6 separate regions of the Homo sapiens genome follow, and all the other regions are linked to region 1. Evidence: chromatin contacts called from ENCODE Hi-C or POLR2A ChIA-PET data. All regions are on one chromosome and are shown on one strand. The core of a region is the stretch at or near the end of the contact, and the rest is flanking DNA. Distances in the headings are between cores, read along the strand shown. Region 1 holds the start of HCG14 (HLA complex group 14). Region 2 holds the start of H2BC6-AS1 (H2BC6 antisense RNA 1). Region 3 has its middle 2.9 kb from the start of TRA-CGC1-1. Region 4 holds the start of H3C4 (H3 clustered histone 4). Region 5 holds the start of H2AC8 (H2A clustered histone 8). Region 6 holds the start of H2BC10 (H2B clustered histone 10).

Region 1 (2,789 bases), core at 266-2,765:
TGTAAGGATAGTTTTTACAGCATTGCTGATGAAAATAAAAAATTAGAAATAATCCAGTTTTCAAGAATACCACTTTGATATGGAATATGTGCAGGAATTAAGATTTATGCAAAATATAGTACTTAGCAAGTATATATTCATAATATATTCATTTAGAAAGCAAGTTAGCAAATTATTTACTACACATGACCATTTTTGGAAAATGTATACCATATGAAAGACTAAATATATAAAAATGTTAATAGTTACCTCTGACTAGTGAGATTATGGATGATTTTAATTTTTGACATGTTTGTATGTTCTACAATTTGTGTGTACTTTGCAATTAGAAAAAAATAATTATAGTTAGGGTAAGATTACAGTTGCCATGTTGGGAATCACTTCCTGGACAATTTCCTTCCAATCGAAAGAAAATATACAAATCTCATGTATTGGAGGGAGACTGGGGAACCAGTGTTCACTGTACTTCTCACTACTAATTTTCTCTCTATCAAAAATAGGATATGAAACCAAGGAAGTCTGTGGAAATTAAGATAGAGCCTACTGAAACTCAGTTATTTCTCCATGCAGAAAAGAGACCTAACTTTGCCTTACAAAAAGGAAATTTTTTTTATATTAACAAATACAAAAAGTAAGCTATTAGGACAAAATCTAATTAAAATATCCAACTTTATATTTCCTCTATCTGAACCTCACAGCCCCAAATACAAGAGTTAAGACGGTTGAGTTAAAATGTATTTATTGAACCTCTACCGTGTTTGCCAGGCACTGTTACCTGGACGGCATTGGTCTACACATGTTATTTTAGCGGTGTCGCTGGCCTCTAGGGGCTCTTGTTCTAGTGGGAGGGATGATTTCTGTTTAGTTTCAGGGCTCCATTAAAATTTGTGACCTTGGGGCTTCCCGGCCTGGAGCTCAGATTGCTTGGCGAAGGCTGAGAAACAGAAAAGTGGATCAGGCGATGTGGTGCACTCCCCTTAAAAACTACCGCTGTGTTCCCCGACCTGGCAGTGGTCACTTGGAGCCCATTAATCGGGAACATCCGAGAGCGACAAGGAAGGCCGCGGGCGAGCGCGTCGCTCGCGGAGTTTCCCCGGACCTGGGATCGCCGATCCCTCGGCGCGGACACCAGCCTTGCCCATGTGGTGGTCCCTGTGGAGACCTTCCCAGCCGTTCCCGGCTACCACTTTTAGAGCCCAAGACAAACTTCGACGAGTGGCAAGGCAGTGACAAATGGAACCAAAATAGAGGGGCTAAAAGGGGACCTTCCTATAGAACCGGGGTCTTTTGTTAGGGTTTTGTTTTGTTCCTCACCATCTTCCAAACAATGAAGTCCTGGGGGAGGCTAACCACGATCAAGATTTCAGTAAACATCAGACACTGGAGAGCCGACCCAGCGACCGAAGAAGCAAAAGATCTTCTTTCCTTCCTGAAATCTGGGCAGGCTGGGAGCAAAAAAAAAAAAAAAAAAAACCCGCACACGTTTTTCGAGATGGCGATAACAGTTATAAGGCCCGTAAGAGACTTGATCCAGTTTTATGCAGAAACATTTTCTAGTCCTGCGAACCCTTTTGCTTTTTCAATCCACAAGTGGCTTTCTGCCCTTCTGTTACCAAGCAACCCTGACGTCATCGCGTTTCTGCGTGCGTGCACGACACAGAATCATTGCTTGTTGATCTCTATTTTAGTGCAAAAATCAGGGCTGTTATGCAGTGTGTCAGGATGGCCGAGTGGTCTAAGGCGCCAGACTCAAGCTAAGCTTCCTCCGCGGTGGGGATTCTGGTCTCCAATGGAGGCGTGGGTTCGAATCCCACTTCTGACACATACTTTTCTTTTTCCTCTCCTTACTTTAGAGATATCCTGATCTCAGCAGTAGGCATAAACAATTACCAACGTATATTTTTAAGAATCGGCTTTTAGGTACCGGGCGCGGTGGCTCACGCCTGTAATCCTAGCACTTTGGGAGGCCGAGACGGGTGGATCACGAGGTCAGGAGATCGAGACCATTCTGGCTAACACGGTGAAACCTCGTCTCTACTAAAAATACAAAAAAAATAGCTGGGCGTGGTGGCGGGCGCCTGTAGTCCCAGCTACTCGGGAATGAGGCAGGAGAATGGCGTGAACCCGGGAGGCGGAGCGTGCAGTGAGCCAAGATCGCGCCACTGCACTCCAGCCTGGGGACAGAGCGACACTCCGTCTCAAAAAAAAAAAAAAAAAAAAAGAATTGGCTTTTAAATTTATCTCAAAGGGCTTGTCCAAACTAAAAACATTAAAAGCGGAAGCATCGCGATATTTTTACGAAGCCGCGAGATTTGGGCCAAAAAACGCCTAATTAAAGGCAGAGGTTACTAGCGATTGGTCTCTGTGCTGCAGTGCGAGATAATCCTGATGTCGCGGGATTCGGAACGCAGATAGCTTCCTGCCTCGCCGAGGGAATGGAGAGAAGGGGCTCTGGGCGGGTTCTTTTCCCGCTTCTCGACCAGGCTCACACTCTGTGTCTCAGATCCAAGCCCTCCCCTAGATATTTCCTGGAGCACTTTCCTACCAATCTCACAACGCTGTGGCTCGTGACAGTGCAGTCTCTTTAAAAATCTTACACAGGTCCTCTGCTCTCCTATTTTCAAAACTCATGTAACCAGTTCTCAAAAATGTCTTTCGTAAATTATGCACATTCACACTCGTTTTGGCATCTGATCATTACCGTTTTGTCAGTCAAAATTGAGTACCATTTTAACCATTGAATGAAATATGAAAGCTGTACGTTCCTCTCGCAAATGTAATCACCGTGA
Region 2 (2,700 bases), core at 63-2,562, 2.7 Mb after region 1:
CTAAATCTGCCAGTTTAAGAAATTAATAAAGGAAGGCCCAGAGCAGTGGCTCACGCCTGTATTCCTAGCACTTTAGGAGGCTGAGGCAGGTGGATCACTTAATGTCAGGAGTTCAAGGCCAGCCTGGCCAATGGCGGCCTATCTTCTTCTGATAATACAAAACTTAGCCAGATGTGGTGGCACGCACCTGTAGTCCCTGTTACTTGGGAAAGTGAGGCAGAAGAATCGCTTGAACCTGGGAGGTAGAGGTTGTAATGAGCTTAGATCAGGGCACTGCACTCCAGCCTGGGAGACAGAGTGAGATTCCATCTCAAAATAAAAACTAAAATAATAAAAAATAAAATAAAATAAAATAAAATAAATAAAATAAAAAAGAGATTAATAAAGAAAAAACATGATCATCTCCAAAGATACTGCGAAAGCATTTAACAAAATATAACACTCTTTAATCATAAACACTTAACAGACTACAATGAGAAGAGAACTTCATAAGGAGGAGCTACAGCGAGTATAACACTTAATGGTGCCGTTTTGGAAGGATTCCCATAGAGGCGGAAGGAAGACAAGTGTGGTGAGAAAGTACTCCTATTCAACACGGCATCACAGGGTTTGGCCAATACCATGAGATAGGAACAGGCAGTCAGAAGAGCAAGGATTCAATAGGAAAAGATGATTATCTTTGAAAATAACATAATTGTCAAGGTAAAAGTTCACAAGAATCTATAAACAATTAGATCAAATAAGAATTGGAATTAGTGGGCATAGGCCAGGCGTTGTGGCTCACGCCTGTAATCCCAGCACTTTGGGAGGCCGAGGCGGGCGGATCACGAGGTCAGGAGATCGAGACCATCCTGGCTAACACGGTGAAACCCCGTCTCTACTAAAAAATACAAAAAAACTTAGTCGGGCGTGGTGACTGTAGTCCCAGCTACTCGGGAAGCTGAGGCAGGAGAATGGCGTGAACCCGGGAGGCAGAGCTTGCAGTGAGCCGAGACTGCGCCACTGTACTCCAGCCTGGGGGACAGAGCGAGACTCCGTTTCAAAAAAAAAAAAAAAAAAATTAAAGTCATATGAAGATTAATATGTAACATCTTCTTCGACTTAAATGTTCATTTTTTTCCTTCTGACTTTAGAAGAAATTAAAATATTTTCATGAGCCTCCAAAAGAACTGCGGACCCTAGACACCGTGCCTGCTGTTTAATGGAGTACGGCACTGCGTGTACCGGAAGATGATTTTTTTAAAAAAAAACTCAATTAGGAAATAATTATTCGCACACATTCATATACATACATACATACACTGAATCCTCACACGAAGAGCCCTACAGGCGTGAGAACAGTAAGGGAGATGCAAGAAAGGTCTCCTTGGAGTTGGGAGGCGTATTTACAGCTACTAGAGAAGGGGGAAGTGCCAGCTCCCCGAGAAGAAAGCAGGAGGATGCTGAGAGACTAAAGCTGAAATTTTCTGCCTGCTTCCTCACTCTTTTCGTTGGTTTCAGCCGTCTGAAAAACCCTTGTGAGAGGAGCAAAAAGGTCAAGGGAAGATTGTTGCCTTGCTCTCAGTCTTCAAAATTTTCGATCCTCCGTTTTTTTTGTTTTGAGACGCAGTCTCGCTCTGTCGCCTAGGCTGGAGTGCAGCGGCGCGATCTCGGTCACTGCAACCTCCGCCTCCCTGGTTCTAGCGATTCTTCTGCCTCAGCCTCCTGAGTAGCTGGGACTACAGGCGCGTGCCACCACACCCGGCTAATTTTTTTGTACTTTTGATAGGGACGGGGTCTCACGGTGTTAGCCAGGATGGTCTCTATCTCCTGAACTCGTGATCCGCCCGCCTCGGCCTCCCAAAGTGCTGGGATTACAGGCGTGAGCCACCGCGCCCGGCCGGTCCTCTGTTTTTAAACTGTAAAGGACTCCAGCGGATTGTTCGAAGTCTCCGATATCCCGCGATCTGGTGGCCGCAGAAGAAAGAGGCCGAGTCGGCGGGGACTGGGAACCACCAGTTAGCGGCCTACGGGCAACCTCCCGGACGCGCGCGCCGGGCCGACGTTAAACGTACGTGACGCCCTATGCGGGAGCCGGATGGGCGTAACGGGGCGGCGGCGTAACGTGTGGCTCTGTGGTTAGGGCACGGAGGGGCGTGGCCGGACGGCCCTATGAGGGGGCCGGCGTTTTTGGCGAGGGTTGATGGGATGACCCTATGAGGGAGCCTGCGTGGAGGGGCACGACCGGCCCCAAGACTCCTTTTCATGGCCGCATAGCCGCACCGGGAGTAGGATGACCGCTGTTATTTTTCAGGACCTCTCATCTTCGGTTTGAAATTCTTTGCTTTTTTCCGGCTTTGTGTGGCTATTTAGTATTAGCATTTTAGGGCAGTTTCATTTCCTTTAAAGTAAAACTCTCCAAAGTGGTCTCCGGACCAGCAGCATCAGCATCACCTGCATAATTTAGAAGTACAAATTATCAGGTCCTACCTCAGATCTAATGCATCAGAAAAGTTTTGTGACTGCTTCAAAACATTGTTTCCCTTAATTCAGATGCTGGAGGAGACCTTTCAAATGGCAGCTTAGCATAAGCTAACCAGTTTTTAACTTCAGGTTCATTACCAAAGCCACATCAGTGCTTAGGCCTTATCCACTCAGACCTCCTTGATGCTGGAAAGTAAAGTGAAAATAGGTAGATAGATGTCTAGAAAGGGGAGGTCT
Region 3 (2,700 bases), core at 135-2,634, 2.3 Mb after region 1:
ATAACCTAGGAGCTGTTTAGAAAATAGATGGGCCTTTTGGAAAGGGAGCCACAGCGCACAAAGCTTTTCATCTGCAATAGGAGTAAAAGTTGCAATAACAATGGCTACAAGTTGTTAAAGGTTAAACTCTTTCTTGAAAAGCAACAAAAATGCACAGGCTCCCTCTTTTCTCTATTAGCGTGCTCCTTTCTGATCCCCTGCTTTCCTGATCCATGGGGTTGCCCAGGTAAACAGACGTGGTTCTTCACCCAGAACTTGGGCCTAGTGGCAGTAGCTTTCATTTTTTTGGTGGTGACCTACAATTTAGTTTAGTTTACATCGTAATTCAGTCATACATATGTAACAGAAACAAAAGTTGCATGAACTATTCCTTACTCTTAACACACACACTGCATTCTGATTATTTCTGATTCTAGTCTATTCTAACTGAAATTTAACATATCTTTCACTTACTAATACAGGTAACAAACCACAATTGAAAGAGAAGTAACTACGACTCTGTCATCAAGAAAAATCACATATTTTTGGCCGGGGGTGGTGGCTCATGCCTGTAATTCCAGCACTTTGGGAGGCCGAGGCGGGCGGATCACCAGGTCAGGAGATCAAGACCATCCTGGCTAATACGGTGAAACCCCGTCTCTACTAAAAATACAAAAACAAAATTGGTGGCGGGCACCTGTAGTCCCAGCTACTCGGGAGGCTGAGGCAGGAGAATGGCGTGAACCCGGGAGGCGGAGCTTGCAGTGAGCAGAGACCACGCCACTGCACTCCAGCCTAGGCGACAGAGGGAGACTCTGTCTAAAAAAAAAGAAAAGAAAAATCACATATTTTTGTATCACAATACAGTTGTTACAAATACCCAAGACAACTGTTTGAAAATTACAGCAGTCATAAGACGGGTCTTGATGTTTAATATTTAATGCATTAATGAGAAGCACACATTACTCTATGAAATTATTTTAATCGTTTGAAAACTGTTTTGTAGTACAATTGGCTTTCTTTAAAATCCTGTGTATTTTTTAAAAGCTTTTAAAAATACAATTTTGAAAAGGGCTCCATGGGCTTCATGCTGGGGCCAGAGGGCTCCCTGGGAGCTAAAAGATGAAGAAGCCGCGGAAATTCGCCATCTGGGAGGAGACCACCGTCGGGTGCCCGCCATCCCCTTCCGCCGGAACTCCACTAAAGAGGACTAGGTGTTAGCGCTGGCGCGGGAGGCCGGAGCAAGGTCTTTAAAGGTCTAAGGTGAAATTCCGGGTGGGAGCTCAGTCAAGCCTCCCCTACCCAACTGGGAATCAGTGCGCCAACCGGAGCACGCCCCCCAGGCGACACCGAGAGGCGCGGAACTCCCAAGCCTAGAGGGCGTCGGAAGTGCATCCCAGAGCGGAGCAGCCAGAGGGGCGGGGCGTCGCGGCGCTGGGGCCGCGCCCTCGGGTATCCAGAGTACGGCTCTTCCAGGCCATGTTGATGACCCAGGGTGGAAGCCATTGGAGAGTTTTGAGAGAAGAAGGAGGTATTTTTTTTTTTTTTTTTTGAGACGGAGTTCTCACTCTATCTCCCAGGCTGGAGTGCAGTGGCACGATCACGGCTCACCGCAACCGAGGGAGGTACATTTTAGCGGGATTTCTGTGAGAGGCATTCGAACCAGAGCGACTCCATTTTGAGTGAGGGCTAGGAAAACGAGGCCGGGACTTTTGCTGGGCTGCATTCCCAGAAAGTCAGGCATTCCTAGCCTCTAGATGTTTATGGTTAAGGGAACAAATTAATAATGTTTACTAAACAGACCCAGACTTGGGAGTGTCTAGATGTCCCCATATCTGGAGAACAAAGGCATTCCAAATTTTGCTTTAAAGATAATAATATCGATTCTTACAAAATATAATAAGAAAATTAATCCTTTATCACAGACCCTTGTAGCAGAGCACATCTCCCCATACTTACAGGTATGTATCTAGGGTGGACACTTTCCTCCGCGTTTCAGGAACACCCTACTCTGTCTATGGAGTAGCTGTACTTTCACTACTTAACTTTCTTAATAAACCTGCTTTTACTTTGCACTGCGGACTCGCCCTGAATTCTTTCTTGCGGGAGAGCCAAGAACCCTCCCTTGGGGTCTGGATCGGGACCCTTTTTCTGTAACACAACAACTATTGAGAAAAGAAGGTAGTGGTGCAAGAACAGATACAGAAAAATAAGTTTCCCTCCCTCTTCTTTCCAACTCTTCCATGCTCAGTGCCTCAGATGTGAGGGTCAGAAATTTGGTTATTAAAAACTCTAGGCCGGGCGTGGTGGCTCACGCCTGTAATCCCAGCACTTTGGGAGGCCGAGGCGGGTGGATCACGAGGTCAGGAGTTCGAGACCAGCCTGGCAAAAATGGTGAAACCCTGTCTCGACTAAAACAAATACAAAAGATTAGCCAGACATGGTGGCAGGCGCCTGTAATTCCAGCCACTCGGCAGGGTGAGACAAGAGAATCACTTGAACCCGGGAGGCGGAGGTTGCAGTGAGCTGAGATCGCGCTAATGCACTCCAGCCTGGGCGACAAGAGTGAAACTCCGTCTCAAAAAAACAAACAAGCAAACAAAAAAACCTCTAGATCACCCAGGCTGATATATGTCTAAATTTATGTTTGTCTAAATGTAAAGTTAAATGAGAACAATACTACTCAGCTCATAGGGTTTTCGAAATAAAATTTTTCATGTA
Region 4 (2,859 bases), core at 102-2,601, 2.7 Mb after region 1:
AAATTGGCGGGGCGCGGTTCCTTACGCCTGTAATCCCAGGACTTTGGAAGGCCAAGGTGGGCGGATCACAGGGTCAGGAGTTCCAGGACAGCCTGACCAACATGGTGTGAAGCCCCGTCTTTACTAAAAATAAAAAAATTTGTCGGGCGTGGTGGCGCGCGCCTGTAATTTCAGCTATTTAAGAGGTTGAGGCAGGAGAAAATGTTGAACCCCGGAGGCGGAGGTTGCAGTGAGTCGAGATCGCGCCACTGCACTCCAGTTTCGGCGACAGAGCGAGACTGTCTCAAAACAAACAAAAACCCAAAAAAGCAAACTAATTAAAATGCAAAGAGACTTTATGTCACATGTAATTTAAATCGATCAATGCAGCGGCTCGTTAGGATTGCAAAGCTGTTAAAAGGCCTGAGACATACAGGAGAGAAGTTAATGTTTGTCAGTGTTTACATTTACATAAAAATATAGTTAGTGACTTAAAGCAACAGAACCAGAACAAATGTTTTATTGTCTTTTGTATGCATCTTAATGATACGAAATAACCTGTAATTTGTAAGTATTTTTTGGGTTTGTTTTTGCAAGCCACTTTCAACTCTACTGAGCTAACCCTAATTAATTATCAATAGGAATACAAACCTACATCCCCTGGAGCCAGACGGCCCTTAGGTGGAGCTTCTTAGCACAGTGTTCAGCATGACTAAAAGGGCACACTGGTCTTTTTGTGCCATTTATAAATTTGGCTTTTTTTTTTTTTTTTTTTTACAGCAGATTACACAAATACCAGTTGAACTTGTAAAAGATAAGAGTGCTTTCATATGAGGATGACATATTGTGGTGAAATTAAATGTGTTCATGTAGCTTAACATCAGGTTTCATATTGTTACTTATGAGTTAATAGTCATGGTGCATTTGGAACAAATTATTGAAAATATCTCCAAGTTTAAATAGACAAATCAAGATATGAAATTAACCTTTCTAAACTTAAGAGGGTAAAAAGAAATCACTTGGCCAATCACAACTAGCGCGCGTCTTTTTAAAACGTTGATCAAAGCCAGTTTCAGCGCCAACATTTAAAAAAAAATTAAGACACGTCATCCTAGTAGCTAGACACAATTTTGCCAAGGAAAACCAAAGTACGTTTTAAATAAAAGCTAGAAACATGGCACAGAGGGGAAAGGGTTGAAAACACCAGCAGTTAAAGATGGACGGAGGAAAGTTTTAATATTTGGTCTACATGCAGGAGATGTTCTGTCAGGGAGTGGGCGTCTCCACCAATCGAGCTGCAGGGGAAAGGCTGCCTTGTCCAATCAGAACAGGGGTGTCTTTATATATACGGGTACGAAAGGCTAGACTTTCGTTTTTTCGTCATTTAGCAGGGTTTAGAAGTTCGCAATGGCTCGTACCAAGCAGACTGCTCGCAAGTCCACGGGTGGGAAAGCGCCACGCAAGCAGCTGGCCACCAAGGCTGCTCGAAAGAGCGCTCCAGCCACCGGCGGCGTGAAGAAGCCCCACCGTTACCGGCCCGGCACGGTGGCTCTGCGCGAGATCCGCCGCTACCAGAAGTCGACCGAGCTGCTGATTCGCAAACTGCCATTCCAGCGTCTAGTCCGTGAGATCGCGCAGGACTTCAAGACTGATCTGCGTTTTCAGAGCTCGGCGGTGATGGCGCTGCAGGAGGCCTGCGAGGCCTACCTGGTGGGGCTGTTTGAGGACACCAACCTATGCGCCATTCACGCCAAGCGAGTGACTATCATGCCCAAGGACATCCAGCTTGCTCGCCGCATTCGTGGGGAGAGGGCGTAAATTGTCTTGTGAATGTGTGCTAACCAAAACCCAAAGGCTCTTTTCAGAGCCAACCACCTTTTCTATAAAAGTTGCTGTTTACTGTTGCTGTCCGTAAACTGGAACCTCTGTTCACTCAAGGTAAGTAAGCATTCTTGCCTCTATCCGTTCCCCCTCCCCTCACGGAATTGGTGCAAAAAGCTTTATTATAATTGGGGAGTTCTTAAAACAGCCTTTAAGGTACTCTTATATCTCCTTGTTTTGGGGGCCGCTTTCTTAGGCTTGGATGCCTCCGGCTTGGGAACTTTCTTGGCCACCTTTGACCAACCAACCTTCTCCAGCAGCCTCCACCAGCAAAAGCTTTTGGGGTCCGCTTAGTACTCTTTTTCGGAATAAGGACGCCCCAAGCTTTCTTGGGCCTCTCGGCTGCCAGGACAGCTGTCTTGGGCATGACTGCAGCGGCTTTTCTGGCCTCGGTCTTGATTTTCCTAACACTGCCTGGTTTGGCGGGAATGAACCTGAGGCGCTGCACTCCTTAGCACGAAGATGCCCTCGTTTGTTTTCAAGGCCCAACTTTATTCAAATAATTTTTAAAAATTTGTATTTATTTTTAGGGACGAGGTCTCACTGTGTTACCCAGGCTGGCCTCAAAACTCCTTAGCTTGGCCAGGCGAGGTGGCTCAGGCCTGTAATCACAGCACTTTAGGATGCCAAGGCGGGCGGATCACGTGATGCCAAGAGTTCGAGACCAGCCTGCCCAACACATTGAAACTTCGTCTCTACTGAGAATACAAAAATTAGCCGGGTGTGGTGGCACACGCCTGCAGTCCCAGCTACATGGAAAGCTGAGGCAGGAGAAGGGCTTGAACCCGGGAGGCGGAAGTTGCAGTGAACCGAGATCACACCACTGCACTCCAGCCTGGGCAGCAGAGCTAGACTCCTTCAAAAAAAAAAAAAAAATCCCCAAGGACAAACAAAACCACCAAAAACAACTCCTTAGCTTAAGAGATTCTCCCGCCTTGGCCTCACAAAATGCTGAGATTACAAACGTAGGCCACCGCGACCGGCAAGGGCCGATCTTCA
Region 5 (2,700 bases), core at 11-2,510, 2.7 Mb after region 1:
AACAAACACAATTCTCACTAGAGGAATGTAGTCTTTTTTTTTTTTTTTTTTTTTGAGACGTAGTCTTGCTCTGTTACCCAGGCTGGAGTGCAATAGCGTGATCTCGGCTCACTGCAGCCTCTGCCTCCCGGAGTCAAGCGATTCTCCTGCCTCAGCCTCCCAAGTTGCTGGGACTACAGATGCACACCACCACGCCCGGCTACTTTTTGTATTTGTTTAGTAGAGACGGGCTTTCATTATGTTGGGCAGGCTGATTTCGAACTCCTGACCCTATGATCCGCCCTCCTTGGCCTCCCAAAGTGTTGGGATTACAGGCATGAGCCACTGAGCCCAGCCGGAATGCAGTCATCTTTAAAACTTAAAAAGCCCGCCCTGAAATGCTAATGGGCAGCTATCCTTCTTTGTTCTCTCGTTTCTGTATTAATATTTCACCCTTTTCTGACAAGTGCACATGAATAAACAGCCTGTGTATTAATGATAAATTTGTATACACAGCATGGACCTATACACAAAATAACGCAGTGAAACCTTGGTGTCACAACCTCGGTTTCTATTCTTGTATACCTTTATAAACGCATTTTTACTGCAAAGAAACACCAGTAAGATAAATTAGTGCATGAAATGTGAGCAAGGATTTCAATAAAGAACTGACCAGTAACGTCAGAAGCGTTCGTTAAAAATTAGGACAGTGAACATTGAGATTTCAGGCATCGTATGTGTATTCCAGCACTTTACAGAAAAGGTGGGTGGCTCTGAAAAGAGCCTTTGGTTTCTGGGACTCGGGATCACTGACGGATTTGACTAGTAATCATTTCACTTGCCCTTGGCCTTATGGTGGCTCTCCGTCTTCTTAGGCAGCAATACGGCCTGGATGTTGGGCAGGACACCGCCCTGCGCGATGGTCACGCGACCTAGAAGCTTATTTAGCTCCTCGTCGTTGCGGATGGCTAGCTGCAGGTGGCGCGGGATGATGCGGGTCTTCTTATTGTCGCGAGCCGCGTTGCCAGCTAGCTCTAAGATCTCGGCCGTCAGATATTCCAGCACCGCTGCCAGGTACACTGGAGCGCCGGCCCCGACTCGTTCGGAGTAGTTGCCTTTGCGGAGGAGGCGGTGCACACGGCCAACTGGAAACTGAAGACCGGCCCTGGAAGAACGCGTTTTAGCTTTTGCCCGAGCTTTGCCGCCTTGCTTTCCACGTCCAGACATAGTGGCTTCCTAACAGCAGAAGAACTAACAATCCACTGAATAAAGAAAAAGAATGGGCTCGATGGAGGAATAAGAAGCTAGTTATAGTCATCGGTAGAATTGTGAAAGGCGCAATTTGATTGGTTAAAATTGTTCTTTGACGAGCCAACCAATTAGAAAGGAAATAAGGTGAAGGCTATTTTACATGTATGCGTCACTAACACATTGCCCAATCAGAGCTGGATATTTTGAATTCTTTATTTGCATGAAAGGCCTATAAAAGGAGAGACTCTAGACACGAGCTTTTATTTAAGTGCGTTCATTCTCACTGCTGTTATTGTTTTCTGACAGCATGCCTGAACCAGCTAAGTCAGCTCCTGCTCCGAAGAAGGGTTCCAAGAAGGCTGTGACCAAGGCGCAGAAGAAGGATGGCAAGAAGCGCAAGCGCAGTCGTAAGGAGAGCTACTCCGTGTATGTGTACAAGGTGCTAAAACAGGTTCACCCCGATACTGGCATCTCATCCAAGGCCATGGGCATCATGAATTCCTTCGTTAACGACATCTTCGAACGCATCGCAGGCGAGGCTTCCCGTCTGGCCCACTACAACAAGCGCTCGACCATTACCTCCAGGGAGATCCAGACCGCCGTGCGTCTGCTGCTTCCCGGAGAGCTGGCCAAGCACGCAGTGTCCGAAGGTACCAAGGCTGTCACCAAGTATACAAGCTCCAAGTAAATGTGTGCTTAGGTGCTTTAAAACTCAAAGGCTCTTTTCAGAGCCACTCAAGTCTCACATAAAGAGCTTTAATATTGAATTTCACCGTTTTCTAGGGAATAATTTTTCCGATTTTGTAATCCCAGCACTTTGGGAGGCCGAGGCGTGCGGATCGAGACCAGTTTGGCTAACGTGGTTAAATCTCGTTTCTACTAAAAATACAAATATTAGCCGGGCGTGGGGCAGTCGCGTGTCATCCCAGAGACTCGGGAGGCTGCCGCAGGAGAATCACTTAAACCCAGCAAGCAAAGGTTGCAGTGAAAAGACATGGCGCTTTTGCATTCTAGCCTGGGCGACAAAGGCGAGGCTTCGTCTCAAAAAAAATTGATCAGGAGATACTCCTGTTCTGTGTTGGCAAGATCCTGTAATCCTAGCACTTTGGGAGGTCGATGCATGAGGCTTTCTTCAGCTCAGGAGTTAACAGATTTGCCTGGGCAACATAGAACTCGTCTCTGCAAAAAAATGAAGCTAACCAGGTGTGACGGCTTGCGTCTGTACTATCATTTACTCGGTAGGCTGAGGTGGTAGGATAGCTTAAACTCTCGGGCTAGAGACTGCAGGAACATGTGAATACGCTAGTGCAATTCCAGCCTGGGCAACACTGGAAAGGGTAGGAAGAGTAGTCTTTGGGTCCCTAAAGATCACCTGATAACAAGTTTGACTTTTCTGAGCACTCTTGTGGAGTTTGTTGTGGAGGGAATACCATGGGCATTGGCAATGTAAAGTTGATCTAAAAAATCTCG
Region 6 (2,847 bases), core at 204-2,703, 2.6 Mb after region 1:
TTTCATTTCTTTGCTCCAACTTCAGGCTATCCTGTTGCCTGTTCTTTGTCTTAAACCTCAATATGTTCAGCTAAGAAGATGGTAGAGTTCCTGATCTTGCCAAGAGGTAATATGTATAGCTACGTGAAGTAATCCAGTAATTATAAACTCAGTAAAATTTGTAGAGAAATCAGTGGACTTGCAAGGGGGATATGAGAACGTCTGGTAGCGATCTGCCATGGTTTAGAAATGCAACCAACAGAGGTGATTTCCTCCATCATATGCCGCTCCAACCATTTGCAAGCTAACAACGAACTAAAAGACGAGTTTCGCTTTCTCAGACCTTATTTTAGATTTAAGACTACCCCAAACTTGATTTCCACCCGGCTACTCCAAATCAAGGGCAATAGGATGATAAAGTGAAACTAAAAACGAAAACAAAATTTTAAGATGGTGGTGTGCGGGGAGAAGAAAAGTGGGGATCAATCTAGAACACGATTTTTCCTTAGCTGCTGAGTGAAATGTGTCATATTAAGCTGCATACGAGCTTACTCCTTGGTGACGCTTACAATCTATAGGGGAAAAAACAACGAACCTGGATTTTTTTTTGAGATGTCTCGCTCTTATACCCCAGGTTTGAGTGCAATGGCTCTATCTGGGCTCACTGCAACCTCCGCCTCCTGGGTTCAAACGATTCTCCTACCTCTGCCTCCCAAGTAGCTGGGATTAAGTTGCCTGCCACCACTCCCGGCTAATTTTTGTATATTTTAGTAGAGACAGGGTTTCACCATGTTGGCGAGGCTGGTCTCGAACTCCTGACCTCAGGTGACGCGACCGCCTCGGCCTCCCAAAGTGCTGGGATTACAGGCGTGAGCCACTGCGCCCGGCCGAACTTGGATGTTTCAGTAAACCCTTACTATCCCATGTGTTGCTTAGCCATTTTACCTTGCCAATGCCAAGTCTGGAAAATTACAGATCTTTAAATGACAACATGGGTGGCTCTTAGAAGAGCCTTTGGGTCGTTAGCGCTTTTACCCAGGTAACTAGTTTACTTGGAGCTGGTGTACTTGGTGACCGCCTTGGTGCCCTCCGACACCGCGTGTTTGGCCAGCTCCCCGGGTAGCAGCAGGCGCACAGCCGTTTGGATCTCCCTGGAAGTGATGGTCGAGCGCTTGTTATAATGCGCCAGGCGGGAAGCCTCGCCTGCAATGCGCTCGAAAATGTCGTTGACGAAGGAGTTCATAATCCCCATAGCCTTGGACGAGATGCCGGTGTCGGGGTGGACCTGCTTCAGCACCTTGTACACGTACACGGAATAGCTCTCCTTGCGGCTGCGCTTGCGCTTCTTGCCATCCTTCTTCTGTGCCTTGGTCACCGCCTTCTTGGAGCCCTTCTTCGGGGCGGGAGCTGACTTAGCTGGTTCAGGCATGTTCGCAGCCGAAGTGATACCGTCAAATGACCACAGGAAAATGCTGGTGAGCCCAAACGCCCTCATTATTTACCTCGTGTATATGCAAATGAGGCTGGCTGAGTTTCGGTTTCTCATTGGTTCTTTTAGTGTCTGAATATATGATAGGCCATTTCTGAACTCCTAAATCTCATCGGCTCTCCCAGAAGCTCAACCTTGCATAATTTGACCTTTCAACTATAAGTATGTAAGTCAGAAGTGGTTTTTTTTTTTTTTTTTTTTTTAAATTTTTTTAAACACCTGCTTTTCGATTGGCTGAAATCTGTGTTCAGGAGATAGCACAGTCTACTTTGCCGAATATAGATTATAAGAGTTTAGCTCTTGCGTTTTACTAGAATCAATCACTTTCCTTCTTCTAAACAAGTATTTAAATACTTCACTGCGTCTGGATGTGGAATGCAGGGCAGCAAAGCTCGCGCCAAGGCTAAAACGCACTCTTCCAGGGCTGGTCTCCAGTTTTCTGTGGGCCGAGTGCACCGCCTCCTCCGCAAGGGCAACTACGCCAAGCGGGTCCGGGCCGGTGCGCCGGTGTACCTGGAGGCGGTGCTGGAGTACCTGACCGCCAAGATCCTGGAGTTGGCGGGCAACGCGGCCCGAGACAAGAAGACCCGCGTCACCCCCCGACGCCTGCAGCTCGCCATCCACGACGAGAAGCTCAACAAGCTGTTGGGCAAAGTTACTATCGCGCAGGGCGGTGTCCTGCCCAATATTCAGGCCGTGCTGTTGCCCTGTCTATACAAGTGACTGACTAGGCAAACAGGACTAATGAGAAAATGTTTAATATCTCAAGTAAGTGCTTTAATGTAGTCGGGAAGAAGCAAGTTCAGTAACGTTTACAAAACCTTGTAAAGTTTAGATGGACAGGGCCACTGCAGTGTTCAAGTTATCCTGCAGAAGAGGCTAGTGGGGGTGGTATCCTGGAATATCATCAATAGGACCCAACGAAAAGTAAATGATAAGAGTCGTTGGAAAACCTAAAATTAGCCTGTGCCTTAAAAATTCTCAACCGAAGCAAAACACCATTTGGGACAAAATAGAATTCAGTTAACATTTGTTGCTCACTGTTGTATGTCGGTGACTTCTTGGCTCGTGATTTCCCAGGTACATCACCCAGGAATCCTGCCTTATAATGGTCAAAGGTTTCCAGCTAGCAGCAGTCCAGGTGACTCAAGAAAACGGCACAAGATAAACTTCTCAAAACGTGGTCCTCCGAATCTGGCCCCACAACACATCTACTGAATGAGAATTAGCGTCTTCCAAGTCTTAAAGTAGTCGTTTACGGACTACAGCTTGAGAAGCGCAGAATTAGAACTTTAAGAAGTTAACGTTCTTGGATCGCAGACTAACCGAGAAGAGAGGATTCAAAAATGAAGTGATTCATCCAATCAGATTTTCCAGTA

The links. A loop is a pair of places that touch in the nucleus more often than their neighbours do. ChIA-PET counts read pairs that join two places held with the same protein, here RNA polymerase II (POLR2A). Pooled maps may share reads with other maps.
Region 2: a pooled map shows a loop between it and region 1 (4-fold over the local background). The contact joins the promoter of H2BC6-AS1 here to the promoter of HCG14 in region 1. A Hi-C loop is called at or near these places in 4 of 50 pooled maps. POLR2A ChIA-PET finds 5 or more read pairs at or near these places in 6 of 52 experiments (A673, B cell, H1 and 3 more).
Region 3: a pooled map shows a loop between it and region 1 (4-fold over the local background). The contact joins the enhancer-like site here to the promoter of HCG14 in region 1. A Hi-C loop is called at or near these places in 1 of 37 single-sample maps with no recorded cell type and 12 of 50 pooled maps. POLR2A ChIA-PET finds 5 or more read pairs at or near these places in 1 of 52 experiments (endothelial cell of umbilical vein).
Region 4: a pooled map shows a loop between it and region 1 (2.3-fold over the local background). The contact joins the promoter of H3C4 here to the promoter of HCG14 in region 1. A Hi-C loop is called at or near these places in 6 of 50 pooled maps. POLR2A ChIA-PET finds 5 or more read pairs at or near these places in 4 of 52 experiments (CD4-positive, alpha-beta T cell, HepG2, activated naive CD4-positive, alpha-beta T cell and 1 more).
Region 5: a pooled map shows a loop between it and region 1 (2.1-fold over the local background). The contact joins the promoter of H2AC8 here to the promoter of HCG14 in region 1. A Hi-C loop is called at or near these places in 5 of 50 pooled maps. POLR2A ChIA-PET finds 5 or more read pairs at or near these places in 5 of 52 experiments (B cell, HepG2, OCI-LY7 and 2 more).
Region 6: a pooled map shows a loop between it and region 1 (7-fold over the local background). The contact joins the promoter of H2BC10 here to the promoter of HCG14 in region 1. A Hi-C loop is called at or near these places in 9 of 50 pooled maps. POLR2A ChIA-PET finds 5 or more read pairs at or near these places in 6 of 52 experiments (CD4-positive, alpha-beta T cell, HEK293, SK-N-SH and 3 more).

The regions. Positions count from the first base shown.
Region 1 is chr6:28,895,256-28,898,044 of GRCh38, reverse strand. It overlaps HCG14 (HLA complex group 14), which reads right to left and starts at 1,515. Exons shown (of 2, transcript NR_104117.1): 1 at 1,315-1,515; 2 at 725-934. TRL-CAA1-1 (tRNA-Leu (anticodon CAA) 1-1) reads left to right here and starts at 1,717; the gene lies at 1,717-1,822. RefSeq lists enhancers at 1,203-1,838, 2,474-2,789 and a silencer at 2,249-2,412.
Region 2 is chr6:26,171,385-26,174,084 of GRCh38, reverse strand. H2BC6-AS1 (H2BC6 antisense RNA 1) reads left to right here and starts at 1,312. Exons shown (of 3, transcript NR_186648.1): 1 at 1,312-2,050. RefSeq lists an enhancer at 1,346-2,238.
Region 3 is chr6:26,549,300-26,551,999 of GRCh38, reverse strand. No RefSeq gene overlaps it. Among named protein-coding and RNA genes, the nearest start is that of TRA-CGC1-1, 2.9 kb to the left of the region's middle. RefSeq lists enhancers at 1,082-1,131, 1,116-1,650, 1,910-2,700. Within about 2 kb of position 1,384, at least 11 of the 41 ENCODE cell types and tissues checked have a DNase peak (open chromatin) inside an H3K27ac peak, as active enhancers do.
Region 4 is chr6:26,195,778-26,198,636 of GRCh38, reverse strand. It overlaps H3C4 (H3 clustered histone 4), which reads left to right and starts at 1,351. Exons shown (of 1, transcript NM_001376937.1): 1 at 1,351-1,853. The coding sequence starts at 1,387. The coding sequence ends at 1,797. RefSeq lists enhancers at 130-189, 220-279, 1,022-1,622, 2,001-2,110, 1,623-2,224.
Region 5 is chr6:26,215,481-26,218,180 of GRCh38, reverse strand. H2AC8 (H2A clustered histone 8) reads right to left here and starts at 1,260. Exons shown (of 1, transcript NM_021052.4): 1 at 744-1,260. The coding sequence starts at 1,206. The coding sequence ends at 814. H2BC8 (H2B clustered histone 8) reads left to right here and starts at 1,493. Exons shown (of 1, transcript NM_003518.4): 1 at 1,493-1,981. The coding sequence starts at 1,538. The coding sequence ends at 1,918. RefSeq lists enhancers at 440-549, 465-1,116, 830-1,249, 1,117-1,768, 1,680-2,029 and 2 more.
Region 6 is chr6:26,271,537-26,274,383 of GRCh38, reverse strand. It overlaps H2BC10 (H2B clustered histone 10), which reads right to left and starts at 1,453. Exons shown (of 1, transcript NM_003525.3): 1 at 972-1,453. The coding sequence starts at 1,408. The coding sequence ends at 1,028. It also overlaps the pseudogene H2AC10P. RefSeq lists enhancers at 363-522, 933-982, 993-1,122, 1,193-1,532, 1,863-2,202.